Linked DNA regions of Mus musculus: region 1 is linked to region 2. Evidence: chromatin loops called from intact Hi-C (ENCODE). Cell type or tissue: left cerebral cortex. All regions are shown on one strand. Each heading gives the region's core, and the rest is flanking DNA. Links, peaks and the distances in the headings are about the cores only.

Region 1 (15,914 bases), core at 4,671-12,670, 77 kb after region 2:
TGTTGAATGCTGGGATTACAAACATGTGCTACCAGGCCTGGTTTTATGTGGTACTGGAGACCCTGGAGCCCGGGGCCTTTTGCTTTGTTACGTGCTCTGTAACTGAACTACATTCTCAACTCTTAACTTTGATTTTTCAAAAGAAGTTATTAATAAATCAACAGCTCCTGAGTGATTCCTCAGAGATGTGAGTGTAGTGAAAAAGCCATTCCAAATACTATAGAATATGGCTCCACCCCCTTGTTTGTTTTGTTGTCGTTTTTAACAGGGTCTTGGGCCAGAGAGATGGGTCAGTAGGTAAAGGAACTGGCTATCGAGCCTGAGTTTGGTCTTTGGGACCCACATGGAGAAAGGAGAGAGATGGCTCCTGTAAGTTGTCCTGTGACCTTTACATGTCTATCCCGACCCTCATACATGTACACTAAATAAATAAGTAAAGAAACTATAATTTAAAAAAAAATTAAAAGGGAAGGAAGAGAAGGAGGGAGGGAAGAAACAGTATTGTCCAGCTTTGGCTCAAACTGGGCTCACAATGGTTGGCCCTTCCTGGCCTCCTGAATTGCGAGCTGAGACTTTTCAGTACACACTGCTATTCTCAGATCTGTATAATATTCGTGAAATGAAAACAGAAACTGATTAGTGGTTTTCAGGAGCTCAGGGCGCTGGGAAAGAGGGCAAAGCCTTGTAAAGGTGTCATAGCACCCTTGCTTGTCTGAGTAGTGTGGAAATTCTGTGTTGTCACCCCTCCCCCTCCCCACCTCCCCATCCCTCCCCTATCCAGATTTCAACTCATCTACAGCAGGGGCTCCCTCGGCAGGCACTGGATTCTACCCCTACGTTGTTCCCACACAGTGGCTGTCAAGAGTGGTGTCTGATTCTCGCATCTAGTTTGGCATGAAATCATAGCTATATTAACAATAACAATAACAATGATACTAATATCTCCAGCCTTGTGAGATGGCCCCTCCCTGTAATTCTAGATAATTAGGAGGCTAAGGAAGGTATTGTTTGAGCTCAGGGGCTTAAGACTAGCCTGGGCAACACAATAAGACCAAGTCTCAAAACAGATAAACATCAAGAAGAAAGCCACAACAACAATAACATCGACAAACAGCAAAAGGTTGAAAGTCTGGTCCGTTAGGCATGGGTGTTATGGCACTGACGGATGGGAATACTTAGAGGCACACTGGCTCCCGTGCTGAGGATTTGGTTATAGTTAAGGCAAAAATGTGTCTGTGGAAGGGTTGTTAAGTAGAAGTGGGTACAAGACCAGACTTGTAATTTCGAAAGGTCACTGGGATTTGTCCTCAGAATATCCTTAATAGTCAAAGAGAGTCCCCAATTACAGGCTGCACTCTGCTGTCAGATACCCTCTGTCACTCTTAATATGGGATACTTCCTTGGCGCTTTCTTTGTGTTTCACGACCTCCACATTTTGAGGAGTCTGGCTACTCTGCAGAATGCCCCATGACCTGGGCTTGTCTGATGATTCCTCATGATTAAATTCAGCTTATGCTTCCTGATGGAGATGCTCGGGGAGCAGGGCCACGGCCTTCTCCATGCGTCACAGAGGATGCTGGGTTCTATTAATTACTCTATTGATTTAGATCCCTCGGCCCTGGTGGTGGCCTCACTGCAGAGCCGTTCTGCCTCCCCTTGTACTAAATTCGTTATCTCCTTTTTGTCTAGTTTGACGTTACTGCGAGCATCCCATCATTCCTCAAGGCCTTGCTGTTTGGTTTAACAGAACTTAACGATTCTTGCCTGAATCATTTAATACTCTGGGGGCGTGTGGCCATTTCTGGCTTTCAGTGTGTTCCTTCTCTATCCATCAGTTAGAGCTCCCGTAAGGCCCAACTTTCTCTTGCCTCCTGTTTATTTACATGTACACATCTCTCTCTGTCTCTCTACATACACACAGAGACAGAAGGGGATGACAACTACACGTATTCTTATTTCACTTGGTGAATCATATGACTTTTTAATCTTTCTGATTGTACAATATTTTGAGTGTTTCTTTTACACATAACAGGTTGGGTTTTATATATTTTATGTGCATTGGTGTTTGACTGTAGGTACATCTGTGTGCGGGTGTCAGATCCCCTGGTTCTGGAGTTATAGACAGTTATGAGCTGCTATGTGGGTGCTGGGAATTGAACTCAAGATCTCTGAAAGAGCAACCAGTTCTGTTAACCTTTGAGCCATCTCTCCAACCCTGCACCCTAGCTCCCTCTTTTCCAGACAGGGTTTCTCTGTGTAGCCCTGGCTGTCCTGGAACTTGCTCTGTAGATCAGGCTGGCCTGAAACTCAGAGATTCTGCCTCCATCCTGACACCCCATCCCCCACCCTGGAATGCTGGGACTAAAGGCATGTGCCACCACTGCCTGGCTACTTAGTTGTCTTAAAACAATAAGCTTTATTCATTTATATGGATTGTGAAAATGATACATAGAGATCTATTTCTGCCAAAATTTCAATAGACTTAACATTTGCTCAAACCAACCAACCAACAAATCTAAGATGCAATCTGGAAAAGATATCATCACTGACAAGTATTCATAATTTGAGCCCATTGGTGGAGGTAAAAGCGATATGTATACAGAATTCCGGACTCATAAGCATGTGTAGATGTTTCTATAAGAGCTGGTTAGCATGGTTACCTACCTCTAAGTTGGACTAGAGCTGGAAGCTCTGTATTATTTGAACTTTAAGGGATGTGAACAACCACTACTTGGATCATTAAAAGGCCCAGGATTTGCCTGGCAGGAACTCACAGCCTGTGATACACATTCTCACACTTGCACTGTGGGTTGTGCCTGAGCCTGAGAGGCTGGCTGAAAGAGGAGAGTCCAGGCTGGATGCTCTGAGAAGATCAGGGTGAGGGATCAGGGAGGGCCCCTGGGAAAGGGTTCGAGTGAGTGGAGTTCTGAGGGAAAGAATGCAGGCCCTGGGGTCGAGCAAGCCTGGGTCTGAGTCTACATATGCTCAATGTAGAAGCTTCTGCACGTTTCACAGGATTCTTGGGAGAATTAGAGATTATAACCCAGACGTGTGGAGGTCTGAAGAAGTGCTACGTAACACTCAGCATCTGGGGGAATGAGTTGGGGAAGCCAAGAGGGAGGCCATCTCCAGTGGCTTGCTGCTTTTCCTCCCCAAAACTCTCCCATTCCCCTCCCTCCCCCTCATCTCTAAGTGTTGGCCTGGGGTTTGGGGGAGAGAAACACCAAGTGACAGAAGAGTCTTGAATTCCAGGCTAACTTTGGTCTGATTTTGAAGGCAAAAGGTGTCTACTGACAGATTTTCGGCAGGACTAATTAAAAGGTCAGGTTTGTAACTGTGAAAGGTCATTGACAGGAAACTGAGGAACAAGGCAGGGGGTTAAAGGTGAAATTAAGATGGCCAGGATAGAAGAGTCTTGCTGTAATCCAGAAGGAAGATGAAGAAACCCTTAATTAAACCCATAACAAAGAGGCCAAAAAAAAAAAAATCATTAAGTGCCAAAGATCTTTTGGTTATGACAGACAGGAAGAAAGAAGGAAAAAGCTGGAGACCTTTGTTTTGAGCATTTGTGTGTATGATGTGGGTGCAGGTAGACAGGGAAAAAGTAGAGCTTCGGGCAAGAAGGGTCCAGCATCAGTGTGTTAGTTGACGGTGTTGTAGGAACAGAGGAGAAATGATGTAGTAAACTGCTGGACCCATGATATGAGAAGTCAGAAGGAATGTCTGCGCAGTAATTGAACTGAACTTTGTTGGTGTTAGAGAGGATGGATGGCCCAAAAGGCAACGGTTATTTTGGGCAATGATCAAGCATGACAGGATTATAAGACATGGTGGATTATTTGATTTTAAGGTTCTAAATAGAGAGTTGATTAACAGTTTCAGTGTCAACAATCGGAGACTTAGGAGGTGTCAGAGGCTTAAGAGTGACACGAGGAAGCCTTTGCTAAAGGATATGAACATAAAAATAACCAGATGATTTTGGAGGTCTCCAGCAAAGCCCAAGTGCCGGTGCCTCCGTGAGTAACCATTAATAAGACTTTGATTGCAACTACTTGGCAAACGGTAGCCTCCATGTCTAACTGACAATTACATTATTTGTTCTGATTATAGAGCTGAGGATATGGACTGGAGATTAGCCAATGGAAGCGATTAATCACGTTAAGGAGATCATTTGCTTGGAGTGAAAATATTTGAAAGCTCATGTTCAGAACTTTGGATGTGAGCTAAATGTGGTGGCAGATGTCTGAAGCTCCTGCATGCTAGAGGTAGAGCCAAGAGAATCTCAAGTTCAAAGCTAGTGCGAGCTACATGGCCAGAAACAACCTTTGCCTCCTCCCTAAACGAAAGTAACAGCCTAGTCAGCAAGCCATTGAAGAGAACTCTTAACTTTGTGATAAGGCTGCTGAAGTGTAGCTCTCCACACTGATGGTTCCCGGTAGGGGTGGGTGGGGAAGGGCTTTAAAGGGCTGGCCACTGGGAGTTTGACCATGCTCCAGTGAGACTATGGGCAACACATAATGAACTCTTTCTCTTTCTCTTTCTCTTTCTCTTTCTCTTTCTCTTTCTCTTTCTCTTTCTCTTTCTCTTTCTCTTTCTCTTTCTCTTTCTCGTTCTCTCTCTCTCTCTCTCTCTCTCTCTTTCTCCCCCTCCCCCTCTCCCCTCCCCCTCCCCCTCCCTCTCCCTCTCCCTCTCCCTCTCCCTCTCCCTCTCTTTCTTGGGAGTCACAAGGGTGGGGGAACCTGGGACAACTAGGGAGTGTGATCAGGGTGCATTGTGTGAAATTCCCAAATAATCAATCAACATATTATATTGGGGGGGGGGGGGAAGAAAAGAAAAGCAACTCCAGATGTGGTTATTATAGCTCACAGCAGCATTCTTACAAGAAGGAAGAGGCAAAAGACCAGAGAAGCTCTGAAAGACATTTTAAGAACCTAAATGTTTGCCTTCACGACATATCCTATAGCACTAACAAGTTATGCTGAGGTAGCAGCTGTGAACCGATGGGTGGTGTTTTACTACGGAGATTTGCACCTGAGACTTTCTGTCCACAGACTCCGTAAGATCTATTAGAAAGTACAAGGTGACCGTGTAGGAACACAGGCTCTGGGACAAAAGACTCCCAAATCACACAGTCCCCGCTGATCTTCTTTCTTTGATTTCTCACCCTTCTTCAGTATTTTCTCTATTTTCCAATTTTCTTTCTGTGCCTCTTGCTGAACCGGCATGCAAGGTTTCTCCTTACCTCAGTGCCTGGTCCTGTTGAAGTCACATATGGGTAAAATGACTGCAGCTGTTGGTCTGGAACAGCAAATTCTAGATAGATAGACAGACAGACAGACAGACAGACAGGAGCAAAACTTTTCTTGGCCTAGCCCTTTACTTTGATTAAGTTTTACATGGAAACAGGTTAAAAAATAAAGAGGCCACATGCCCAAAGGTCAGCCTGGACAATATAATGAGGCTGAGTCAAACCTGGATTATTTAGTGAGAGCTTGTCTCAAAATAAAATAAGAATTTGAAAGTTAGAAACAAAAATATCAGCTGGGTGTGGTGGGGCACACCTTTAATCCCAGCACTCAAGAGGCAGAAGCAGGGGGATTTCTGTGAGTTGAGACCAGCCTGGTCTACGGAGTGAGATAGCGAGTTCTAGGACAGCCAGAGCTGCACAGAGAAACGCTGTCTAGATACCCCTCCACTCCCACCAAAAGAAATTAATTAAAAACAAACAAACAATCCTCCCTGCCCCCAAATGGACGCGGTATGTTGGCATTCAGGTGGAGAAGTCTGGTGAACATGTGTTCCATCAACTACACGTAAAGAGTGTCTTCTTGGGGACTGTTAGAGAGGGAAAGGGAGGGAAGATTGGCTTCCTGGCTTGTTCAATTGTATAGACTAGTGTGGATGAACCCAAGCAAACAGTGTTTATTTTACATCAGTCCCATGAGCCTTATACCCAGCCCATGAGGCAGAGTTGGACTGCAGCTAAGCATCGCCCCAGCCTGGGTGTCTATGAAGGAGTTAGAAGGGGGACAGTTTGTTGGACTCCATGCAAATCCATGTGTAACACTCAACGGGGACTCCACAACTGCAGCAGTGTGAGGGAGGAGGGCTCTTCCCTAACTGGTTCCTGGATATTTGAGAAATGACCATGAAATAATGCCAAGTAGGGATGGGGAGATGGTTCAGGGGTGAGGAGCACTGGCTGTTTTCTGGGGTCACTGGGTTAGATTCCCAGCATCCTTATGGTGGCTCTTGACTGACTGGGAATGCCCTCTTCCGACCTCTACAGACACTGCACACATGTGGTGCACAGACATATGTTCAGGCAAATGCTAATAAACATAAAAGAAAACTAAATAAAGTCTAAAATAGTGCAAAGTGAAGTCCTGGATCCCATTCCATCTCACTCCTTAGAAATGGATAGCAATGGTTATTCTTTTCATGGTTATTCTTGAGTTTCTTTGCCTTCTTGGGACCAAGGAAGAGCCAGATCTGTAACATGTCAGCTATATTTGGGAAGTTTCAGAGCAGCTGTGACCACTTCTACTAGATGATGAAAGGCTAGTTACTGCCCTGGTACCATGAGAACAGGCCATTCAGCTCTCTCTTTTCCTAACTCTTAAGAGACACAAACCACTTGTCCAGCAGCTAGCAGCTAGGCTCTTCCACATAACCTGTACATCATCTCTATTTCCCTGGGGTTGGGTGTTACATGACAAGTTTCTACTCTTCCTGATGTAGCTCTTGGATGTATTCGCCTATGCAGCTTGGCCAAGATTCTCCAGCCATCTGGGCTCCTCTTGAAAAGCTTCTGTCCCGATGTGTCTCTTCCCTGAAAGCGCCACTCCCTCCTCAACCCAGGCTTTTAGCACCTGCCTGGACTTTGGTTAGACTTGCCCCATCTAGTTTCCTGACACTCCCTCTCTCCTGTGCTTCCTCCATGCCTCCTGGCTGCTATTGCTGGGAGTGATGTCCTCCTAGAAGCACACACTGCAGTCACTTGAAGAGGCCATGCCTTTATTTCAGCAATGATGTCACTGCTCAGTCATTTGGCTTGTGCCTCCTCTCTTGAAGCCTGTATTACATTACTTTGATTATCTTCTGTAACTGCATTTCAGGGATTGACTCTTTCCTGATGACTAGACATCAGTCAGGGCGGGGGACAGTGACGAAGGCTGTGATCAAACACGACACCATTATTTGTGCCACTTAAGTAAGAAGATTGATTTTCTCCTGTAATTTATAAACTGGACTTGCAATTCCAGTGGACTTCATCTGCTCTGCTCATCACTGGATGCTCAAGCTGCAGGAGAGCAGGAGAATCAGATGTGCCCATTGGTTGAGTGAACAAGTAGGGGGACTTCGCCGATGTCGGAGCAGGAGCAGGAGCAGGGTTACCTGGCTGAGCAGGTGGCCTCTCAGGATGACACCCACTAGAAAGCTGATTGACTTAGTGCAGACATCCTGACATCTTGTTCTTTCTTTTCGCCCGCGGAAATGTGGTGCCAAAAAAAGCTACAAGCCTAGAGAGTTAGCAGCAATTACCCCGGAGTGTAAACCTCAAGATCATCTCCATGTTGGAGCCACGTGTGCCGATGCCGTTCCCAAGGGAACCAGGGCCCAGACTGACGGCCGGCATCACGTGTCTCGCTCTTTTCACGACAAACCATTATCACCCAAAGCTTTTACACAATGTCTCCAAGTGTAGGGCTTCGGCTAGGTTTGTTTTTCTCTTCATGTGGGGGAATCACATCTGGACATTAGATATATTTCATCTAAAAATAGCATTTATCCAACTTTCTGTCACTTGGGGAGAGAAACCTTTTTCTTTTTTTAAACACAGACTTTGCTTATAATCCGCTGTAGTTTTTCATGGCTCACTGCCATTTAATCGGAAAAAAAAAATAAAGGCGATCATGTTGCACGCACATGCACTTGTGAGTGTGTCAGCGTATGTGTGTCAGAGGTAGAGAAATACAGTGATAACTTTATAGACTGAAAACTACATGTGTGCTGCCCTCCCCCTGTTACTCATTAAGTCCTTTAGAGCATCTCACTGAACTTCACAATTACATGAAGCCCTGAGCTCAGCCCTAACATGACCCCCACTGAACGATTCTCAGCAATTATTCCGGAGCCACAGAACATGAATTCGGAGATTTGTATCTGACTTCTTCTGGACTAGATTCTTTCTACTCACAGGGATTGATTGTATCCTCTGATCTCACTACTGCTTGGGGTTTTGAAAGAAATAAGAGAAATGAAAAAGGAGTTTTAAAAGAAAAATGAGATGAAGGGAAAAGAGAGGAGGGTTAAAGCGCCTGGCTCCGAGAACTTTTTAAGGCAGTTTGAACACATTTAGAGGCAGAAATTGGAATTAAATTTGACCAAAGCAAAATCAGCAGGCTGCTTCTCTATCTAAGGCACTGACATGAACTGAAGTAAATAGGAGCCGGCTTTGAAAGCAGCTGATTGCAATGAGGCAGCACAGAGCAACCCATCCGAATTCCACACTCATCAGGGTCCTTGGTGATCGGGACGCTTTTTTATCTTTGGGGACAGGACTCTGACCTTTCTTGCCTTGTGGCATCTGTCCATCTCTGTAAAGAGAAACCTTTTACTCATCCTGTGTTCTTCCCCTTTTTATAACACAGCCTCCCTGCCTTCTCCTGGGTGAGGGAGATGATTTCCTGTTCCAAGTACTACGCAGCCAGAGCTGTCCCTCAAATGTCACAGGTTCTCCAGCTGCAGTACAGCCTGTGCTCGGCTTCTTGTCTCCTCACTTTTCTCCCCTCTTAGAGAACTTCATGGCTGCAGCCCAGTGGTGGACTGAGCAGCGCTGGTCGAGCTAGAGACTACAGATCTTTAGTAGCCAGGGTCCTGTACATGTTAAGCAAGTGCTTTCCCTCTGAACTGAACCTCTGATGGCGCCATGCTTTTAACAAATGTGCTAATACCTGCTCTCCAGCCCCACAGAGGAGTCTCAGGTTCACTAACACAGGGTTCCTTGAGTCACCAAGCAGATGCAACTTATAAAGACCTCCACAGTATCAACCTGAGATGGGACCTGTTGAGCCATTTTCATTTTGTGAACTATTTTTATAGATGTCTCTTCTGCTCCATTTTGGCATAAATGAAACAAAGTTGTTGTTTTTGTTTTGTTTTGTTTCTTTTTTTTAAAAGAGTCATATTCGACTCTTGGTATTTGCAAGCTTCATTTCTCAACTCTAGAAATTTATCAGATATGTATCACGGGTGGAATAAAATTAATTTTCCCACCCACAGTAGTTCATTAGTAAAGTAAGGCAAGAATTTAATGGATTTGTGCTTGGAATGCCTAAAATTATTTCACCATAACAAAAGGTCTTGAAAGACTAAGAAAACGCAAGATGACAATTAAATTGCCTCTCTGAACTGCATGGCTGTACCGCAGGCAAACGGCATCTTAAAATAGCTCATTGTAGAGCTAAAAAAGAGGGAGAAACACATGAAGGAGGCACAAAGGTGTTGCACACGGAGTGGAAAGCTTTTTAAAAATACCAACACGATGAGTTTGCTTTGCTTGCAGCCAAGTCCCAGATTTTCAGGATCCTTCCTGCTTTCATATCCTCTGTGTGGGGGTGTGACTTGCTTCAGTTAGAATCCTCTGCAAGCCGAAGAGTAAACCTTCATCCTTCCCAAATCTACAGAAAAGCTTTGTAGTCTGCATGTGTTGAAACCCACTAATTAACAATTTGACACTCCCTATGTGTGTGTGTGTAGATTAACAGGGCATGGCAGAGAGGGACATCTTTGAAACATTATCCCCAGGCCTTGCTATAGAACGCCAGGCTTTTAGATCATGTCAGAGGTAGAAGGGATCCTGGTGGCCATCTAAGCCAAGAACCTCTTTTAAAGATGAAGAAAGGAGATGTGGAGAGGGTTAACTGAGGTTCAAGGGCGACAGCCAGTTAGAGGTCAAATGAGAAGAGCCCTGGTTTCCCTTCGATAGAGCATCCGAACACCAGTTCTTGCTTATTAACTTGATAAAGGCTTGCCAGAGAAGACTGCAGCATGAATCCATTGTCTAGCTATTAGTCTTTATTAAGGCGTCTAATTGAAAGCAATTCGGCTCGCTGGAACTGTCCTCTGTAGCAGAATTCTTCACTGGTGTTTGCATATTGTGTCCTTTGCTCACATTCAAAGCCCAGGTCTGACAGCATTTTCTCCTGGATCCTGGGGCAAACAACCTCCTTTGGTGGGTTGTACCCACAAGGCCAGCTGTGACCCTCCTCAGGATGAGGAGGTTCTGGAACTTCTGGGTCCCCTGAGGTTTGTTTGTTTCAGTCATACCTCCCCCAATGGCCACTCCCTCCCCCTCACTTCCAGTCCCTCACCCCCACCACCAGGTTGTAGGGCAAAGGATCAAATACATATTCTTTTTCTGTTATCCACAAGCATTCATCAAACAACTGTTTTCACTCTACGGCTTTCCCAGATGCTTGTATTTTTATTGTCTGATGTTATAAAAAAAAATTCTTTCAAGTGATAATTGTCTTTCAGAAGGTCAAGAATTGGTGTTCAGATGTAGAATTCACTGTCTCCTGCCATTTTATTGGAAGAGGTCAACATGTAAGTTAGTGCTGGGCACTTGACAGGTTTAAAACCCCCAAGACATGAGGGGCCCCATCCTCACAAGTTCATCCAGTCTGAAATAAACTAAACCAACATACAGAAATAACTAGAAATTTTAGGTAGCTTGTTATTAATCAAATTACCATTTGGGTCAACGCTAGGCAAGTCTGCAGAGTCGGGGGTTATTTCTTTTGTCTTTTTCCTGCCTCTCTGGGGACTTCCTCCTGTCTCCATCTGTTCTCACGTCAGCGTAGAAAGAGCAAGGCTGAGAGGACTGGAATTGGGATAAGGTGATGTGAGAGGCCCACAGTTTAAGGAGGCACCAAAAATTCAACTAGGAAGATCAATATTTTTATGCATCGCTTAAAAACCTAAATCAATATAAAATCCTTGATGAACAAAACATCAATATTTTAAATGAAATGAAGCGCGACGTTACTGGTCTCTCTTTCACATTAGGTGTGGGTTGGCGTGGCACTAAGAGTTAAAATCTGAAGCTAAAGTGAAATGGGGTATGTGCATGTGCATGAGAGAGTGAGTCTGTGTCTGTGTTTAGAACAGGCAGGGAGAGGAGAGAGGTGGATAAAGTCAGAAGAAACTCTTAATCCCCAGAGGTTAGCCTGATCAATTTTATAGGTGAAGAAACAGAAATTAAATACGTTGCCTTCAATCACATAGGTCTTTCAAAATACTGAAGCTCAAGGGTATTGACCACCAGTCCTACAGTGGCTTCCAGGGCAGGTGGACCACCCCTGCCCATCCTCACCCCCACCCCACCCTCCTCATTCACAAAGGAGGTCAGAATTGAAGCAAACTATTGAGCTATACTATATACAAACAGAGCATGTTTAGGGGGCTTTTTGAGATAGACTCTCTCTCTCTCTCTCTCTCTCTCTCTCTCTCTCTCTCTCTCTCTCTCTAGCCCAGAGCTCAGTGAGCTGCTGCCTTAGCCTCTGGAGTGCTGAGATTGTAGGCGTGTGCCTCTACACCCAGCTCATATAGCATAAGTTCTGAACAAGGCAAAGAAGAACTGCGGGCTGTTATTGTTTCAAATCCACTTCTTTCTGTACCTTGTGCTCGGGGTCTCATGAGCTGGTCTAAGAGGTCAGCATTTAGGTCTAAGACAGTATGATCAGCTTGCTTTGTTTTACCTGAGAGTTTCTTGGATTTAATGCTGCAGGTCCCAAGTCTCAAGAAACCCTCGCAGTTCCAGACAAGCTGCCAAAGTTGGTTGGCTCTCCTCAAATGACCTGTGTCCAACTGAGACCACATTGTGATGTCTCCAGTCATTACAGAAGTGGGTCCTTGACTATTCCTTAGGAATAGGAAATAGGAGTACCTGAGTTTTGTTTTCCAGTTTGGAGATAGGAATTGGGATAAAACCTGTCCCTTGGCCTCTGATAAGAGCCAGATGCGTTAGTTAGGGCACGATAGGTAGACAGGAAGGTCAAGAATTTAAAAACAGGGTGGACTCCACAGAGAGACCTGTCTCAGAGGGAGGAACATGAACATCAGATGCTGTGGGTAAGAGTCTGTCATTTGAATCCAGGAGTAGTTATGGCCATCCCCACCCACAGCGCCTGGGTGGTAGTCCAGAAAATTCTGGTGAGGACCCAGAGGTAAGAGGCAGGAATTGACAATCCTGAAGATCTATTCTGTGTTGCTACTGGAATCAGGGCAGAGGAAAATGGAGGCAGGAGCTACCAAACCAGTGACAGGAGTCTAGCATGATTGTATGGCCAACTCTGGAGCATCTTCATAGGCACTGTGACACAATTGTCCTTAGCACTGAGCCAATCTCCCAGGAGAGGAGAGGACTGGTGGAAAAAATGCCAGACAGCTCTGTCAACACCTGCATGGCATGTGACTGTCTCCCACCTGGACACTTGAAAGGAAACTTCAGACAGGAAGGCAAGAAAGGGAAGGAGGGCTGGCTAGTCCACCACTTATCTTTTTCCTTGTGATATGTGTATACACACATACACACACAAACCCAAACACACCACACACACTCTCTCCCCCCAAACACACACATACATACACCTCAAACACACACCACACACACTCTCTCCCCAAACACACACACACACACACACACACACACCACACTGCAGTGTGAAGTTCCTAATGGTGCCACAAATGAGAGTACAGTGGGCAAGTGTTTGAGTGGGACAAGAGATCCAGGTTCACAGTAGCTCAGGCAACTGTCAGTGCTCATAGTCCCTCTGAGCAGTTTCCACTGGGCCAATTGACTTAGGAAGGTACAACGGCACCACCCAGGCAGCAGTCATAATATCTATTACGTGAATTAAAGAGACTGAAGAGATTCCAAAGTGGTCACATGCTATGGAAAGAATCTGATCAGACCGTGCAGTTTATGGAACGGATAGGACGGAAGGGATGGGTAGGTTCAGGGAGAAGGAGACGGAGGCAGTCGAAGAGATGCTATCTGATGCCACCAACAGCCTGCCTCCATACAGTTGTATGTCACTATGTCTCAAGGAGTGGTACCCTTGTCTAAATGCTGTTCAATTCCCCCAATCCCTCTTACAAATCCCGTAAAGAGAGAGGCCTGCGTCCCTATTCAATTTGATTCACGCCAGTGCTTAGTCCAGTGCCTTCGACATCATAGGTATGCAGTCAGCGTTTCTGATAGTAACTTAAGTGGAAATCTAAAATGGATTTATGAGGTTCAGGCTCTTTTTTTCTCTCTCTCAAAGATGTGTGGAAACAAACCCGGATGACTGGAACTGAAGTCCACATCTAAGTGTTCAAACTACAAGCAGAAATTATTACTGTCATTTGTTATAAGCCATGTTGTCAAAGATTTGAAAGTTCCGTGTAAAAGGGACGCAGACTTTCTCCAGCTCGATATTTAGGGCATGTATATCTGTTCAGTGAATATAATTTTATCTCTCTAAAAAGAGCCCACGAAACCACGCAAACCAGAATGACCAATTCAGAGAAATTAGGCGGCGGAGTTTGTATTTAAAGGCTCTCAATATTACATAGGCTGGTTATACATCATGGTGGAAAGTGGGGATGGTTCACCCTCAGTGCCAGGGAGCTGCTGATGACTAGCCAAAGCCTGAGGACATCTCAGTATTCTTTAGTTTCTCTACCTTGTCCTCTGTCTTTGTGTGCACACATGTGAATGCATGTGTGAATACAAGTGTGTGCATGCATGTGTGTGAATGCATGTGTGTGCATGCATGTATGTGAGTGCATGTGTGTGAGTGCATGTGTGTGCATGCATGTGTGTGTGTGTGCCTGTGGAAATAACCTTGGATGCCATTCCTCAGGAGCCGGTCACCTTGTTTTTTGAGACAGGGTGTTTTGCAGGCATAGGTTTAGCAGTAACTTAAGGCTGGTTAGCCAGCAAGTACCAGGAATCTGCCTTCCCAATGCTGGGGTTACATGTGTGTACCACTGGGCCCAGCTTTTTTCATAAGACCTGGGGGGTGGGATTAAACCTAGGTCTTTGTGCTTGCACAGCAGGCATTTTACCTGCTGAGCTATCTCCCTGACCCCTCCTTTATCACTCTTTTTAAAAATGATTTAAAAATTTTTTATTTTATGTGCATTGGTATTTTGCCTGCACGTATGTCTGTGTGGGTATGTCCAGTCACGTGGAGCTGGATTACAGACAGTTGTAAGCTGCCATGTGGTGCATTTGCCTCTGTCTGTTCTCTACCCCATCACTTCCCCAAAGCAACAGCTGTGCCTGCTTTTCCCTCTCTTCTGAAACAAGACCACAAACAACTTCTCCTTAGAGTTCACGGGGTTCTCATGAACCACCTCACGCTTATGTGATTTATCTAAGTAGATATCTGTTCTTGCATCCAAAGGCATCCCAGGCTCCTGCATCCTTATTTCTGATGTAGTAGGCCTGCCCAGTGGTACAGAGGTGAGTGTTGAGTCGGGATATGAAATGGCTGGTCAGAACACAGGGCACATGCTAGGAAGCATCAGGATGTCTGGAAAGGATGGATGGACTTCCCACTTTCTGCTTTAGAGTGGGACATTTCAGGATCTTTTAGACAAGGCCCTTGGACTGCATTTAAGCACCTTATTAAGACTGTTAAATGACGTCTGTTGTGCAAAAGAGGGAGAATTCTCATTGCTATTGCCACTAAGACCCTACCTATGTTGTAGCCTTAGCTAGATATAGGTGATCATTGGTTTCTTTCTTCCATCTTTCTTTCTTTCTTTCTTTCTTTCTTTCTTTCTTTCTTTCTTTCTTTCTTTCTTTTGTCCTTCCTCCTCCTCCTCCTCCTCCTCCTCCTCCTCTTCCTCCTCCTCCTCCTCTTCCTCCTCCTCCTCCTCCTCCTCCTCCTCCTCCTTCTTCTTCTTCTTCTTCTTCTTCTTCTTCTTCTTCTTCTTCTTCTTCATCTTCATCTTCTTCTTCAACAAAGAATGGAAAACATTTAAAATAATGAAAAATAAAGTGGACTTTATCTCCCTAAAAGGAATGGCTATAGAGCAGCAAAACCCTTTTCTGTCTTCAGAAGGAACGGTGGCAAGAGAATGGCTTTATGGGGAATTACTGGTATTATCAAAGGCTTTTCAAAATAGACTTGAAATGAATAGTTGTATACTGGTTTTATTACTGCTTTGTGGGCTTACATTTTGTTTTTGTATGGTATTTTTCTCTCCTCTATGAGATGGTTGCTAGGGCTCAAGAGCAAATAACCTTTATTGTGTTGAATTTGGGACTGCACATAATTATCTTATAATTTAGGTTCATCATGCCATTTTGACAGTTATATTATGAGCTCTGAGTGAAATTGAGCCCACGTGCTCTAAGCTGCTTCCTCTTCAGGTGCCCTTCAGGTTAGGATGTTTCTGTCCACATTTCTCCCTTCCCATCTCTGATCTAAGATAGCCTTGGGACCAGAGGATGCTGGAGGTAAACCAGATGGCCTAGTGTGGGCATTGCTGAATCACCGCAGTACTTGCTCTGAATATTCTTGTCCCCAGTCAGTGTGTTCAAGAGGCTATATGCACATGGATCTCACGGATGCAGTTGGCTGTCACTCCAGGTGTATCTTGTGGCCTATCACCCAGGAACAGCAGGAGCAAATCAAGACAATGTTTCTTCACCCTCCATGGACATTTCTCTTTTTTTTCTTTCTTTTTCTCCCTTTAGTTTTTTCAATTTATTTTTATCTTATGTGTGTGTGCTATGTTTGTGCTGTGTGTATATGTCTCTGTGTGTGCTATGTGTATGTACTGTGTATCTGCGTGTCATATGTGTATATGCTATGTGTGTATATGTGTGTGCTCTGTGTGTGTGTGTG
Region 2 (15,914 bases), core at 5,170-13,169:
CAGGAACTCCTTGCTGGCCCCAGGCAGTCGGGACCTGGGAGAGTATGGCAAAGGGCTCTTTACTGGATGGCTGTTAAGCCTGCCCATCCTTCCTCCACCCACTCATTAGACTTCCATTCTTTAGAGTCCTGGAGAGGTGAGACAAAGTTTGGCCAATTGCCCTGGGTACTGAGTATATCCTTGTCTGGTTTCTGGTTTCTGGTCCCATTGCCTTACTGCTAGGTGGGCATCATTCTTAAAAGTCCTGAAACTGCCCCTAGAAGGGGGTGTTTTTGTTGTTTGGAAATAGAAGATATAATAACAAGGCCTGTGGCGCTCCTGGGGGTGGTGGTGAACCTTTCCCCTCTTGCCTCATTGAGCAACCTCAAATCTGTCACTTCATCTTTTAAATGTATATTTAATTTTATTTTTCGTCTTTGCTAAGGTCCCGTCACACCCTTAGCCATCCTCAGTTGGCTCTGCCATCATGTAGGGAAGGCTTCTCCTTCCAGAGAGAGTGTGAGAGTCTGTAGGAACCGTTCTGTAGGGTCTGGCACTGATGTGTGACACTTAAAGCTCTGGGGTTTCCAGGCAGTGAATCTGGCTCTTACAGCTAGTGACCATGTGGCGTGGGGTAAGTTTATTATAGTTCATTGGTTATTATTTTTCTATTCCTTGTGTTTCCTCGTCTGTGAACAACAGTTCCTACATCTGGGGGTTTCCTGATGATCAAGTGAGATAAGGCTTGCATCCATAACTTAATACTGACTAATAACTTACAATAAGTTATAATAACTCTGCATTCGGGTACCACAGTGGACTAGGTCAAGTTCCATGCCCCGTCATTCACTTCCCACCACTTTCAGAATTAGCTAACTACTGGATGTTTGCTACCACCTTGAAACCAAAGCTGAAGGTCCCAGTGAAAGCAATCCTACTGAATGGATGTCACCCAACCTAGGACTTGTGAACAGAAGAGAGTCAGTTCCCATACACACACTGGTGTCTTCTACAGACTACAAAATGCACATAGGCATGCCAGCCAGCTGAGATTCATCTAGTCTTAAGAAAATATGTTCTAAGTTTTTTTTCCAGATAGAAAAGTTCTAATGTCAAATATTTTAACAATATCTGGAGATTATCAAAGCAACACTAATACTATTTTTATGTAACATGGATTTGAGAACTGTCTTTTCCTGTTACAATTTTGAGATTTACAGTTCCATTTCTTCTCCATATGTTCCTAAGTTGAAATGTCACATGAAGGTGGAGGCACACCCCACTGCTGTTTTCTTCTCGGGTAGGAAACCGGCTCTGTCTTTCAAAGTCAAAAACCAAACCATTGAAACACCAACCAACCAACCAACCAACCACTCTATCAAAAACCCTGCCTATGCCAGGGTACTTTAACATTGAAAACTTGATGTCTTAATAAAGCCGTGTTAACTCATATAAATCATTGACAAACTATTTCTAGGGTGTTATTAATTGCAGATTTAAGGTTTTTCCAGGAAATCACCAACTAGCTCTTCTGGCACATAATAAAGTAGAAGATTACACCAGCATCTTCTGAAGTCCAGAGAAAGGCTAATTAGGGAAGGTCAATGCCAGGCAGTGGGGAACAACTTAGTTACAGAACAGCTTTTTATTTATTTGTTTATCTTTCCCTCCTTCCTCCCTTCTCGCCCTCCTTTTCCCACGCTATGCTGGGGCCAGGCAGCTCTGCCCCTGAGCTACACACTTTTAGCTCTAACTTCTTGGCAACATATGAAGGTTTCAAACCAGAGCTCCTGGAAGATGGAAGCACCAGGGCAGGAGAGGACTGGGGAAGCACTTCCCCCAGTGTGCACCAGGGAGTGGAAGACCTGGCATTACTGGACATGAAATGAGGCGACAACAAGTAGCATGGTCACAAGATTTGTAGACTCAAGCAGCCAGGGATGGAAGAGCCTTGGTGCTATTTTCCAAGATCTAGGAAATTGGTTCTCACTAGTCCACCCCTCCATCCCTCCCTGGAGCCGTGGGGCTGAGGGCTGACAGATGTGCACCCAGCCAGATTTTGCCATGTGCTGGTGACTGAACTATGTGACCCTATGTGGCTTTGAATTCACAGAGATCTTTTTGACTCTGCCTTCCAAATTCCGGGATTAAAGGCCCATATCACCACATGCAGCCAGGTGTGTGTGTGTGTGTGTGTGTGTGTGTGTGTGTGTGTGTGGTGTAGGTCAAAGGGCAACTCTTTAGTCCCTCTTCTTCTACTGTGAATTCTGAGGATTACATTCAGTTTATCACCTACTGAGCTGAGCAGTCACTGGTTGTGGTAGGGACAGGCTCTGTATGGCACTGCAGTGGCCCTAGAGATTGGCCTGGGGTTGGGTGTTTCTCAGGTGTAGTTCTGCTATGATGTGTTTCCCATCTTTTGTTTCAGCTAAGAGATCCTTCTGAGAAAGGAGACTCAGCCATCAAATGGAAGTCCCCCTCAAAAAACTTCCTACTCAACCTGCCAGTGCACAGAACAGTGGAAGGAGACTGAAAAGCATTAGTGGCACCTGCTGGTCTCTGGAAGGGGGAGGGGGGAAGGAGAGGGAGGGGGAGGGGAGGGGAGAGGAGTAATTTTGATCTGGGGCTCAAAGTTCCATCTGGGCTGCAGCCAGGTGTGGATGGGGGAAGGAAACTGCCATGGTCGGTCTCTAGGACCCTGAGCAGAGGGTAGAGGAGGAGGATTTTGAGTAGTTCTGATATCCAAGCAGAGGTTTGGGAGTCAGTGAGAAAGAATCGGGTCCATGGAGCCATTTCTGAGTGGAGAGCAATGTTGATTTTTTAAAAAAATATTTATTTATTTATTCTATATAAGTACACTATAGCTGTCTTCAGACACTCCAAAAGAGGGCATCAGATCTCATTACGGATGGTTGTGAGCCACCATGTGGATGCTGGGAATTGAATTCAGGACCTTTGCAAGAACAGTTAGTGCTCTTAACTGCTGAACCATCTCACCAGCCTGCAATGTTGATCTTATTCCGTGTGTTCCTGTCTTTGAGAGAAATCAAGGCATTCTACAAGTGTGCCAGAGAAATCTGTTGTTTTCATAGCTTATTCTTATAAAGCACAATTCTTGCTTTTTTTTCTCAAAGAAATATGTACTCACAATGTAGCAATAGGGAGTAGAATAAAGAAAGAGCTGGCCAATGATGGCACACACCTTTAAATCCAGCACTTAGGAGGCAGAGGCAGGCTGATCTCTGAGTTCCAGGCCAGCCTGGTTTATAGAGTGAGTTCCAGGACACCCAGGACTATAAATAGAAATCCTATCTGGACTCCCACCCTACCCCCTCAAAGAAAAAAGAAGAAAACAAACAAACAAACAAACAAAAAAGAAAATGAACAAACCAAAAAACCAACCAGAAAAAAACAAAACAGCACAACAAAATAGAATTGTATCATATAGGAGGAGGGGGGATAGGATAGGATTTGGGGGAGGGGTTGGGAATTGGGAAAGGGGATAACATTTGCAATGTAAATAAATAAAATATGCAATTAAAAAAAAGAGAACTGTATTATACAGTTTCACTCAGCAGAACACTACAGCAGTATATAGACCTTTGCATCTATGTCTGTTTGTTTGGTCTTGCTATGTAGCTCTGCTTGTCCTAGAACCCACTATGGAACTCACAGAGATTCCCTCTGCCTTCTGAGTACTGAGATTAAAGGCATAAGCCACCACACCCAGCTTATCAGAACCCTTCATGGCACACTTCCTATTAACACATTATTTCCCCACTAAGCCACAAACTACTTCTGACACACAAAAAAATAGTTCCATAATATTATCGAATATAAAGAGCATATTCAAACCTATGTGTGCCACAATGTCTTTTCAGATTGTCTTCTTGGAATGATGGTTGAACTTTCATGGCAAGTTATGTCCCTTTAGTCCCTTAGTGTAGAGTAAGTCTCTGCCCTTTTTTTCTTTTTTAGTTTTGACCATTTTGAAGCGGTACAGCCAAGCTGCCTCACATAGTATCTTCTGGGTGTTTCCCGATAACCAAATTCAATTCCATCCTTTGGGATATTCATAGGCGATGTGATGTCCTTTTTTTTTGTAACACCAGAGCAGCAGTCACATTGTTGGGTTGCCCAAATACAGCCACCTCTATGATGTCTTGAGAAAGCCAGACTATCAGAACTCTCCAAGTGAGAAGCCTATTTCTGCTTTGTAGTTTGCGGTTGACTGGGGAGTGATTCTTTGACACTTTGGAATAGCCTAGTCTGTTTCTAAACGTCATCTCCCCAGTGATTTTAGCCTCTTTTGATATGCCTTGCCAAGATATATACTTATATTAAGATAGCAAAAATGGTTTTATAATTCTATACTTCTTCCCCAATTACTAGTTACTTTTCTTCTTAAAAAGGTGTTTCCTGGGGCCTGGGGATCAGTTGGAAGGAGACTGCTATGCAAATGTGAGGAGTTGAATTCAAATCCCCAGCACCCACAGATAAAACTGTGTGTTGTGCAACCCAAGAGCAGGGACTGGGGACAGAGACAATTGGCCCCTAGAGTTTGCTGGAGAGCCAGCTTGGGCGGTCAGTGAATCCAGGGACTGGGAGAAACCTTGACTCTAAGAACAGTGGAAGGAGGTTGATCTCTGACACTGAATTCTGCCCTCCAAACACACATGTCCCCCAAAGTCAAGTGTGTCCACAAACACACACAGACAGATGGACAGGCACATACACAGACAAAGGCAGACAGACAGACACACAGAGACAAAGGCAGACACATACACACAGACAAAGGCAGGCAGGCAGACAGGCAGACAAGCAGACAGACAGACAGACAGACAGACAGACACAGACACAGTGCTCCCTTGGGGCTGAGGAGATGGCTTTGTAAAGTGTGTGTTGAACAAGCATGAGAACCTGAGTTCAGAGCCACAGCACCCCATAAAAAGCCAAGCACAGGGAGTGCTAGGGACCTGGAGATATGGAGAAACCTTGGGAAGTTCTGCCATCAGTTTAGCCAATCTTTGAACTCCAGGTTCAGTGAAAGATGCAAAAGATAAGTAAGAGAAACAATTGAGGAAGACATCCGCTAACCTCTGCCTCCACATGCATCTGAGCACACATGTGCATGCCCCCCCCCAACATGTGCACATGTGCGCACACTGCCCCCCCCCCCCCCATGGCTAGGTGCTTACTTACAACGCGGTCTTTATGTTTCATTCAGTCCTATCAAAATTTTGATGCTTAAATTTTTGTATCTAAAACGGGAAGTGAGGCCAGCATATGACTCAGTGGGTAAAGGTGGCAAGCCTGATGAGCTGAATTCATTCTGACACCCACATGGTGCGAGCAGAGAACCAGCTTCCCAAAGCTGTCCTCTGACCGCCACACGTGTGCTTTGGCATGCTCCCAGCCGCAAACATAAAACATTACATTGAAAATGGTCCATCTTCGGTCTTGAATAAGAAGAGGAAGGCATGAACGCTTCTAGGTATGGTGGAGAAGGCTTAGTGCAGATATGAGGGAGAATGCAGAAAGGGGCAGAGACAGAGACATCTGGGAGAGTTCAGAGAGAACATGGCCAGACTGAGCTGGGCCATGTGAGGGATGCGGGTGGGAGCAAGAAAGGAGCTGCCCACCAAGAGGGGCAGCCTGGGCCAAGAGACTGAGTTATATAGGGGCCAGAGACGCTGGGGGAAGGGAAAGCCCAGCACAGTGCCTGGGCTGGATAGTTCAAGGTAAGGGGTAGGAGTGTGCTAAGGTACTGGAGGATCCTGTAACAGGTAGGGACTATGGGATGCTGGGAGTACACTTTGGTATGCTAATAGATATCCCAGCCATTGGTTCCAGGTTTGAGACCTAACAGACCTTGCCTGCCTTTGATATTTCTCAAGAAACGCTAATCCTTTTTGTCTGAGAATGCTTTGTACATTTTTGGGTTTTTTTGTTTTTTTGTTTTTGTTTTTGTTTTGAGACGGGGTTTCATGTAGTTCTGGCTGGCCACAAACCTCCCAAGTGCTGTAATCACAGGCCTCCCCCATGACACCTGGCTTGAGAAAGCTATTAGAAAACGAGGATCAAAAGTTCAAAACCAGTCTTGGCAATGTAGCAAGACTGCTTCAAAAGAACAAGGAATAAGAGAGAAAAGGAAAGGGGTGGTGTGTGTGTGTGTGGGGGGGGGGGGGAACGACCAGATGTAATACATGGCTGCTCAGTGACATTGTTTATAATTCCTTTCTTTGGAATAAATTAGAAATGTATATCTTTAAAAAATCATGAACTCACTGCAATAGTTCTAATTAAAAATCAACACTATAGACTTTCTTTTATATTTCTATCTGCCTATTTAAAATCGTCACTCTTTAATTATATTACTATGTTGATTCATTTGTCTCATTCTGCAATAAACGTGAAATATTTCCCAGATTATGATACAAATCTGACTCAGAATAAATCTCCAAGATACAACTTATGGATTCTCCGCGGTTCTTTGTCTTTAGGATCTATTGCTCCATGGATGAATGCCATAATTCTTTCATTGGCCGTGCCGAAGGCTTCCAAGCTTTCCCTAAGAGAAGCCGCACTGCGCAGAGCATTTACGTGGCTCCTTAGTTAAACCCTTAAGCTCCTGAAAGTGGGAATTTATCTCACCAGATTAAAAGCAGCACAAAGATTTAAAATTCTTTTTGTTCCTAAATCATCCTCAAGAAGCAGCGCAGTGGACGTCCATGAGAACGACGCCCATGAGAACGCCCCCCCCCCCCCCCCCCGTGCGCCTTTTATAAACACCATCTTAAAATCAAAACAACACGAGCAAACCATTTTCATTTGGGGATAAGTTTTTAATTTTAATCTGCAACTTTTATGTAATTTACTATTATCACACAGGTCCATTTCTCTAATTTATTTCAAATATATACTTGACCCATTTCTGTTTTAGTTTTGATTTTACATTTTATTTATTTTGTGTGCACACGGGGTGGGGCCATTGTCTCCCTGTTTCTTTCTTTTTCTTTTTTTTTTTTTTTTTGGTTTTGGTTTTTTGAGACAGGGTTTCTCCCTGTAGCCCCAACTATCCTGGAACTCACTCTGTGGATCAGGCTAGCCTCAAACTCAGAGATCCATCTGCCTTTAGCCTCCCAACTGCTGGGATTAAAGACATGAGACATGTGCCACCACCACTGATCATCCACCTATTTCTAAATAGGATCTAAGACTATCAAAAAGATGGAATTCAGAGAAGACATTTATTTATTGGTTGGGGTAGCACATATTTGTAATCCCAATACTAGGAAAGTAGAGGCAGGAGGATTGAGGTTACATAATAAGACCCTATTTTAAAAACTTCAAAAACAAAACTCCAAAAATAGATTCAAACGGTGGATCAAGCAAAGTGCTCTCTGATGCTGTAGAGGGGTGGTCCCTGGGGCGGGGCTGGCCAGAAGCGGTGGTCTCCGAGGCAGGACTGACTGACAAAGGAGACCAGGGGAATGTCTTTGGGTGTCTTAAACTCAATCCGGGCTGGGTGACACAGATCTATGAATTTGTCAGAACTCACTCATCAAATCTTACTCTAAATTGTATAATTCAATGTAAATAGCTTTTAATCTCTATAAAAATTAAAAGAAAACAACAAAATCCCGACGTAAACTAAAAACTCAAGCAGTCAGCTCTAGCGATACGTTCAAGTGTTTAGGTGTACAGCTCTCTGACAATCGGAGCTAGTAAGTAAGAGCACAGAGACACTCAGGATGGTCCAGGGGCGTGGGTGGCAGCGGACCAGCCTTCCTAAAGCTGTGCCCCTCCAATATAATTCCTTCAGTTCATATCGTGGGAACTCCCAACGATAAAGTTATTTTCATTGCTACTTCATAACTGTAATCTTGCTATTGTTATGAATCATACTGTAAGTATCTGTGTTTCCCGATGCTCTAGTTGACTCCTGTGAAAGGGCCGTTTGATTCCCAAAGGGGTCTCAACCACAGGTTGAGAACCGACGTACTAGGTGTCTACTCCCTTTTCCAGTTGCTGGGGTAAAACACCCTGCCAAAAGCAACTTAAGGGAGAAAGGGCTTATTTGGCAAACCTAGTGCTGGAGGCTGGAAGAGGGTGTCGGGTCCCACGAAATTGGATTCACAGATGGTTGTGAGCCTTCTTAAGGAGTAGCAATAGATTGTTGTGATCAAACCACAATCAAAGGGCCGAGAGCAGCATTCTCAACCTGTGGGTCACAACCCCAAAGGGGTTGCATATCATATTTACATTACAATTCGTACCAGTAGCAAGATTACAGTTATGAAGTAGCAATGAAATAACTTTATGGAACTTGAGGAACTGCAGTAAAGGGTCACAGCCCTAGGAAGGTTGAGAACCAATGGCCTAGGGGTGGGGTTTAAGAGGGTTTACCTTGCAAATTTAAGGAACCTGAGTTCTGTCCCCAGAACCTAAGCAAAGTTGCTGGATGTGGTGTGTTTGTAATCCCAACTAGGGGGGAGGGGAGACAGGAGAGTCCCTTGGTGTTCGGGCCAGCCAGGCTAGGCTAACTGGTGAGCTCCAGGCCAAAGAGAAACCAGATTCAAAAGATGGGGTGACACCCGAGGTTGTCCTCTGGCCTCCATGTGCACGTATGTTAAAAGTCATTATTAATTAAATTATAAAATTTCAGGGGTCACAAATGGGAGAGGGGACATGTGGCAGACGAGAGAAGAAGGGAGAAAGGTTCTCCTGTAGTCAGGGGAGAAGCAGTCAGAGTTTGGCTGAGGGGCTGGTGGACTGTGTGGCAAGACAGAGAAACCTCAAAGGCTGAGGTGAGGCCAGTGTGGACCAGGGCCGGGGCGACAGACACCCTCGGGTTCCACAGGACATGTTAGTTTCAAACAAAGTTTGGCTCCTATTTTAAAAGCCACAGAAGTGGCTTCAGCAGGCAGGCATACAGATGGGATTCGCTTGTCAACAACACTCTACCATATTACGATATGGAAAATGGGTTTTGGAGGCAGGTAAGAGAGGAGGGCTGGTTGGGAGGCCACTGAAGGAGCTCTGTGGTGACACCAGCTATGCAGATGGATCAAAGTTACATCGGCCCAGTGTAGCAGCTCAGGCCTGTAATCGCAGCACTCAGGAGGCTGAGGCAGGAGAATGAGGAGTTCGAGGATAGCTTGGGCCACAGAAACCAAACCACTACCAATAACAACAAAATTATACCAGGGAAGTAAGATGTGTAGGACTGACCCTGAACTCAACATGGGGGGAGGGAGATGCGGGGGTGGGGGTGGGGGGGGGAGTAGACTGTCAGATTTTAATGATATACACACTGAAGGAAGAATAAAGGGCCAAGCTGGGGGCTTAAGCTGGGGACTTTAGCGGGGGAGAGGGGGAGGCTGTGATCAGCTTGAGGTGTCTTTTTCAGATACCCAGGTAGAGGGAGTGAGAGGCAGTAGAGTTTTAAATCTGGAAATCGAAAGTGGGGTTTGAGCTGGAAGTGTAGATTTGGGAGTCTCTGGTAGTTAACCCCTCAACGCTGGCAGTTACAATGTTAAAGATAACTTTAAGAAAGCACACAGAGAGAAGGCAGCTTGGTGAGGCATGAGCTTGGATGGTGACAAGTGACATCTTTACAATCACACTCTACCCAGCTCCACCTGCAAGCTAAGCTGCAGGCGCCCAGCCACTGTAGTATGAGCAGGACCTGAGATTTCTGTCACCCGTGAAAGTCACAGATATTTTCACATCTCAGTACATTTTTTGCGGATGTCTCAAAATACCCTCTTCGCCCATCGCTTGTTAACTAACGTGTTAATAAGGAAGCACATACATTACAGAATCACAATTTTCTAAAAATATTTTGATGACTATTTCCATAAAAGTGGTTTCCTTTGAAAGCCCGTGTCTTATTTTTTGCCTGAAAACAATTCTAAGGAAATGAGTCTAAAGAGTTCACCGTGAGGCTCAGGAGATTTGTGGCTCAGAGGCTAAGAACGACCCTGCCCCCAACCCCAGGTAGAGAGTAAGATTAGAGCCACACCCTGAGGACCCCAGGATTCAGGAACAGTGTGGAGGAAGATGAGAAGAGGAGAGAAAGATAAAGTGCCTGCCGAGATGGGGAGGAAGTCAGGGCAAGAGTGGCTCTAAGGCCGCCGTCCCCCAGGGGGTGGTACTGGTGTGTGTGTGTGTGTGTGTGTGTGTGTGTGTGTGTGTGTGTGTGTGAGTGTGGCCAGCACCACACAAAGCTGCTCTGTGGGGAGATGTGGAAGTCACTTGACAAAGAGCATTTCTGGAGAACGACATGTGTGTGGAAACCAGATTGGAGTGGGCTGAGGAGAGAGGAGGAGGTGGGGAAATGGAGTCAGGCAGTGTAAATAATTCTTTGGGGAACTTGGGGTGTGAAGGAGAAGTTAGTGGAGGGGAGCGGGGGAAGGAAGGCTGTTCTGTCTCTTTTTAGATCATGACTACATGCTGATGGGAAAGCCCTCTGCAGGGTTGGCTGACGCAAGCAGCAGGGAAGGGCTGGACACGAGTGGGGGGATCCTAAGCACAGAGGGAGAGTTGGAAGTGGGTGAAAATAAGGAGTGAGGAGGAAGAGGAGATGGATTGGAAGCCTGGGAGAAAGGTTCTAGGTAAAGGAGCTGAGCAGCCTTGAGAACTACCTGGAGATTGCTGGCCCTGAGCCCATGCAAAGTCGCTGACATTTTCTTTAGCGGTAATGAATGAGATCCTTTGGGGTGACAATAACATGCAGGATGTGCCTCTGTGTGTGTGTGTGTGTGTGTGTGTGTGTGTGTGTGTAAAGGAAGAGGACACTTGAGACGCCTTGAGAACTGTGAGGCCAGGGTGTGGCTTGGTTATCTAAATGGATGCTGAAGTCATTAGATAATGTGTCTGGAGATCAGGAAGGGGACAGCAGAGAACCAATTGCCTGTCAGAGCCTCACTGAATAAGGGAGAGTAATCAGGAGACCAGCAGGAATGGCAAGAGGAGAAGAAGATGGAATCCAGCTGCACAAGCCAACGAAATGCAGGAACTGTGCTCTGGGAGCAGCAGCGTAGAGTCCTTCTCTTTCCTGGTCCTGAGGGCAGGAGTTAAAGTCATACAAACAGCACCCCTTGCAGGGGCAGTGTCGGGTAAGAGGCCATCTTCCTAACACCGAGATGGAGAAAGAACCTCTTGAGAAAAGACTCATGTACATTTCCTGTAACCTGACAGCCAGGTTGCTCACCACTTCTGCTTCCAACTCCCACGGCAGGATCTGAGTTCAAATCTAAAATTATCATTTTCTGTGAAGCTTTCCCTTGCTTTTGTTCCATCCATCCATCCATCCATCCATCCATCCATCCATCCATCCATCTTTCCATCCATCCATCCATCCATCCATCCATCCATCCATCCATCCATCCATCCATCTTTCCATCCATCCATCCATCCACCCATCTAGCCAATCATTTATGGTCCCACTATGTAACTTAGGTTGACCCACTGGGTACCAGGTTTACAGGTGTATGCCACCTGTACTGGCTAGTTTTGTGTCAACTTGACACAGCTGGAGTTACCACAGAGAAAGGCACTTCAGTTGAGGAAATGTCTCCATGAGATCCAGCTGTAAGGCATTTTCTCAATTAATGATCAAGGGGGAAAGGCCCCTTGTGGGTGGAACCATCTCTGGACTGGCAGTCTTGGGTTCTATAAGAGAGCAGGCTGAGCAAGCCAGGGGAAGCAAGCTAGTAAGGAACATCCCTCCATGGCTTCTGCATCAGCTCCTGCTTTCTGACCTGCTTAAGTTCCAGGCCTGACTTCCTTTGGTGATGAACAGCAGCATGGAAGTGTAAGCCGAATAAACCCTTTCCTCCCCAACTTGCTTCTTGGTCATGGTGTTTGTGCAGGTATAGAGACCTTGACTAAGACACCACCATAGCCAGCTCCCCTAGACTTTATGTTAGGTTGGACAGGTACTGTGTTGGGCTAGAGCTTTTTGTGGTGTCTTCGTTTAATCACACTGTAGGACTTGAGGGAGGGACATGGTTTATTCATTACTCTGCACTCCTAGCACCTAACACATTGTGCTTTCCAGATATGATTTATAATTTCTGCATTTTAGTTTATTATTTTAAAATTTAAATTTGTTTTATTCTTAATTGACAAACAATTATATTTTAATTTTTTTAATGAATGAAACATTATGAAAACAAAATAAAAGGCTATTTTAGGATGAAATGCTGTGTGTTATAAAATCTACTTAATGTGGCCACCCATCTGAATACTCATCTCTTGCGACTGAAAAAATTTAAGATTCCGATATCTGAATTTTAATTGGTTTCTAACAAGTTTTTGTTGTTTCAGGAATTAATTGGAACCATTTTTAAAAAGCAGATAATTTTAATAAAATGAAGTACAGTGAGATACATAGTATTAAAAACAGGGGGAAGGAAAGACGTTTTATCATAATGTTCTCTGCAGTTTCTGAGCTGCAAAGTCCAATTAACTCAGGGAACTGTTTGGGTCAGAGGCCGCCAGTTCATGGTACCAACAATTTCTCTCACTGGGATCACTATTGGTGTGTGTGTCAAGCTGGCTGCACAGCAGGATCAGCCTCATAGAAGAGCAAGGCTGACTTGCTTATCTTCTGAGAGATGCAGGACAGCTCTGCGGAAGCATCCCAACCCAAACTGACAGCTGCCCCATTTTAATGTCAGGCCCTATTTTTAAATCACCTGGTGGGACTGCGACAAAATGCACAAATGAAGGATGAACGGCACCCTGCCAGCTCTTCCAACCGTACAGTTACTCCTTCTTCACTTCCATGCGGCTGCCGCAGAGGACCCCCAGCCCCCAGGTTTGCATGCAGAAGGGGAGAGTCTCTCACCTAAGCACAGAAGGCCCATCCAATTCTGCCTGGTCAGTTTCCTGAAAGGACCAGCCAACTCCATGACTCCTGAGGAGCCCTTTGGAGGCTGTTCTGGGGTTTCTCCGCCCTCCAAGCTCCATCCCCTGCTGGTTTTGTGTCTGTGTGCTGGCCTGCCTGTGGCAAAGGGGAGTTAGGAAGTGTTGTGAATGAGCCTTTGCAGGCGGTAGGTACACCAGAAAAAGGACTGAATCCTGGCACAGCCTTGCTTTGGTCACTAATTTCAAGCCAGTCCACTGGGCACTCTCCTGTCCAAGTAACTGAGGGTCCACATTCTGGCTGCTGTAAGCAGCATGGCTCTGACATTAGGGTTTGGTTATTCCTAACATATTAGCCGTTAAATGAACCCTCGGCTCCTACTGCACGATGGACACCGGAAATGGAACCATAAACTGTCTCCTGTTTCTCTGTCTGAGGGAAAGAGGCCTTATCCCAAGGTGAGCCTGAGCCCAGAGGGTGCTCTGAGAACACACAAGAGGAAGAACTGTTCCTGGACCTCCAGGAGACCGGGGAATTCTCCCCAGAACTGGTGCCCTAGACAGTCCATGCAGAGACGTCTGTATGGGTCAGGCCAATAAGCATCTAGGTGTTTGAACATGATCCCAGGGACAGTGGGGAAAGTAGTGAGGGGCTTTAAACAATGGCTGTCATTCAATTTGCTTCTAGAAGCATCTCTCTTGTGGTAGCCTTTTAGACTGACTGGCAAGGGTAAAGAAGCAAGATGGCTAGAGAATCCATTACTACAACAATCCAGACAGACAGACAGACAGACAGAATCTATGGCCCAGCAAGGGAAAATGTGTGGGCAGATACTAGAGAGGCGATAAGACAAGTAGGCTTTTGGTATCCTGTGAGGAGGAAGGGCTAGGAGAGGGGTGGGCGGGGTCTAAGGCAACTTCCAGAATTCCGGCTGGAGTAGAAATAAAAACACAGGAAGAGAGAGGTGTGGGACGCACACCTTTAATCCCAGCACTTGGGAGGCAGAGGCAGGCAGATTTCTGAGTTCGAGGCCAGCCTGGTCTACAAAGTGAGTTCCAGGACAGCCATGGCTATACAGAGAAACCCTGTCTCGAAAAAACAAAAACAAAAACAAAAACAAAAACCAAACCCAAACCACACGTACACACACAGGAAGAGGAACCAGCTTGAGGGGAGATGACGCATTCAGCTGCTTTCGGGCAATTCCATGAACAAGTCCACAGCTTACCAAGATGGTAAACAGGCTCACAGGATAATTCCCTCAGATCCAGGCTTGTTAGACTGTGGGATGCACGTTCCCTCCCGGTGGCACACTTGCTGGCTGGCAGGCAGGGACGGGGATGTCTACTGCAAAGGTTGTGTGCAGAGCCACTGGTTGCCCAGGTGCACAGCCAGGGTGCGGGATCTGGGCTAGAGTTAAGAGGGCAGCTGAGATGAACACCACACCAGGTGTCAGAGATGACTCAGCTTCCCAGGGTGGGGCCCAAGTGTGTACACCTGTGTGTGTGTGTGTGTGTGTGTGTGTGTGTGTGTGTGTGTGGCCTGCCTCATTGTCAGCACACAGGCCTGGGGCCAGGAGGAAGAAAGGCCTGGCCCTCAAGGAGCCCCACAATGGACAAGCAGAACTCAGAGAAAATTAAAAGTGTGACTCATGGAACACAGATGTCATATTCTAAGCTGTGGCTGCCTTCACGAATGCGCTGAGGGTGACAGCAGGCTGACATTGACAGATTAATGAGAGAACAACCGCCTGAGAGCCCTTTGAAAGAGGAGAAGTGAACGTTCCACAGGAAGGTTAGGACGATTACACACACAGGTGAAGGAAGGAACCGAGCAAAGTGCCTGACACACACACACACACACACACACACACACACACACACACACACACACACACACACTCCGCACGCGCATGTGCACACACAGAGCCAGAAAGTCCCAGCCTCCCCTGGACTATCAGCTGTGATGGCGGACCAGAAGCAGGCCCAGCTTCTGGGAAACAATACTTTTCTGGTCCGTGGAGTCTTGTCTTGTTTTGGACTTGAACGTCACCTGGAACAGTTCTGTTCCCATCTGACTGTCATTCGCTGGGTGGCTGCTGAGCAAGTGGAAGTAAATTTGGAAAAAAATGTTTTTAATTATGTGAATTTTTTAGTTAAAGAGGTGGCCCACACCATCTACTACAATAGTTCCAGGGCATCTGATGCTGTCTTCTGGATTCCTCTGGCATCAGGTACGCATGTAGTTTGCATACACACATGGAGGTGCTCACACACACACATATAAAATGAAAAGTAAAATTTGTATTATTGTGAGTACAAGGGTGGGCATGCTGTCCCCAAGATGTGAAAGTCAGGTGACTCTGGAGTCTTTTCTCCTTTCACATTTCTGTGTGGAGGTGGCAGGGCTAGAAATTCCAGCTGCCTGGCCTGCACAGGCAGTGCCTTTATCCGCTGAACTATCTTTCTGGCCGGCCCACTTTTTTATCTTGTTTATTTATTTTGAGCCAGTGCTTCAGGTAGCCTGGGCAAGGCTTGAACTCACTATGGGAAGGATGACTTTGAGCGAGAGTTTGCTCCTGATTCTCTCGCTTCTCTCTCCTATGTGCTGAGATTACAGGTTAGCACTATGACTACTGCTAGAATGCTCAACATAGTTTTAGATCTTTGCTATTCCTATTTAAAGATTGTGTGTGTGTGTATGTGACCAGAGGACCACATTAGGTATTATCTTCAATTGTTTTCCATCTTATTTATTTTAATATAGTGTCTCACTGGGTAGTCCTGGCTGTCCTGGAACTTGCTCTGTAGATTAGGCTGGCCTCGAACTCACCGAGATCATCCCCCTGCCTCTCCTTCCTAAGTGCTGGGATGAAAGGCATGCACCACCATGCCAAGGGCCTATCCCCAGATATATGGAGCCAGGGTCTCTCAGTCTGCAGAGCACCAGTTAGCTAGACTGACTGGGTAGGGAGCGGTGGAGAGCCACCCTCCTCCAAAGACCTGTGCCATCATGCCCAGCTTTTACTTGGGTGCTTGGGGTCCCAGCTCTGATCTGA

What was found. Hi-C counts contacts between places; a loop is a spot of excess contacts. Peaks named below come from ENCODE experiments on the same cell type or tissue, not always from the same donor. Only the 100,000 strongest peaks of a DNase experiment are listed, where the experiment ranks them.
Region 1: a loop joins it to region 2, with 8 times the contacts of the local background. A loop is called at or near these places in 4 of 42 quality-filtered maps.

What each region holds. Positions count from the first base shown.
Region 1 is chr11:105,488,176-105,504,089 of GRCm38, forward strand. No RefSeq gene overlaps it. Among named protein-coding and RNA genes, the nearest start is that of Gm35828, 12 kb to the right of the region's middle. In left cerebral cortex, for the core only: no CTCF peak of the experiment used is centred there; DNase peaks (open chromatin) are centred at 6,799, 7,570, 8,208, 8,487 and 2 more places; H3K27ac peaks cover 3,826 bases.
Region 2 is chr11:105,410,504-105,426,417 of GRCm38, forward strand. All of the region lies in intron 4 of Marchf10 (membrane associated ring-CH-type finger 10), which reads right to left. Among named protein-coding and RNA genes, the nearest start is that of Gm39417, 31 kb to the right of the region's middle. In left cerebral cortex, for the core only: no CTCF peak of the experiment used is centred there; DNase peaks (open chromatin) are centred at 5,343, 9,650 and 10,365; H3K27ac peaks cover 1,420 bases.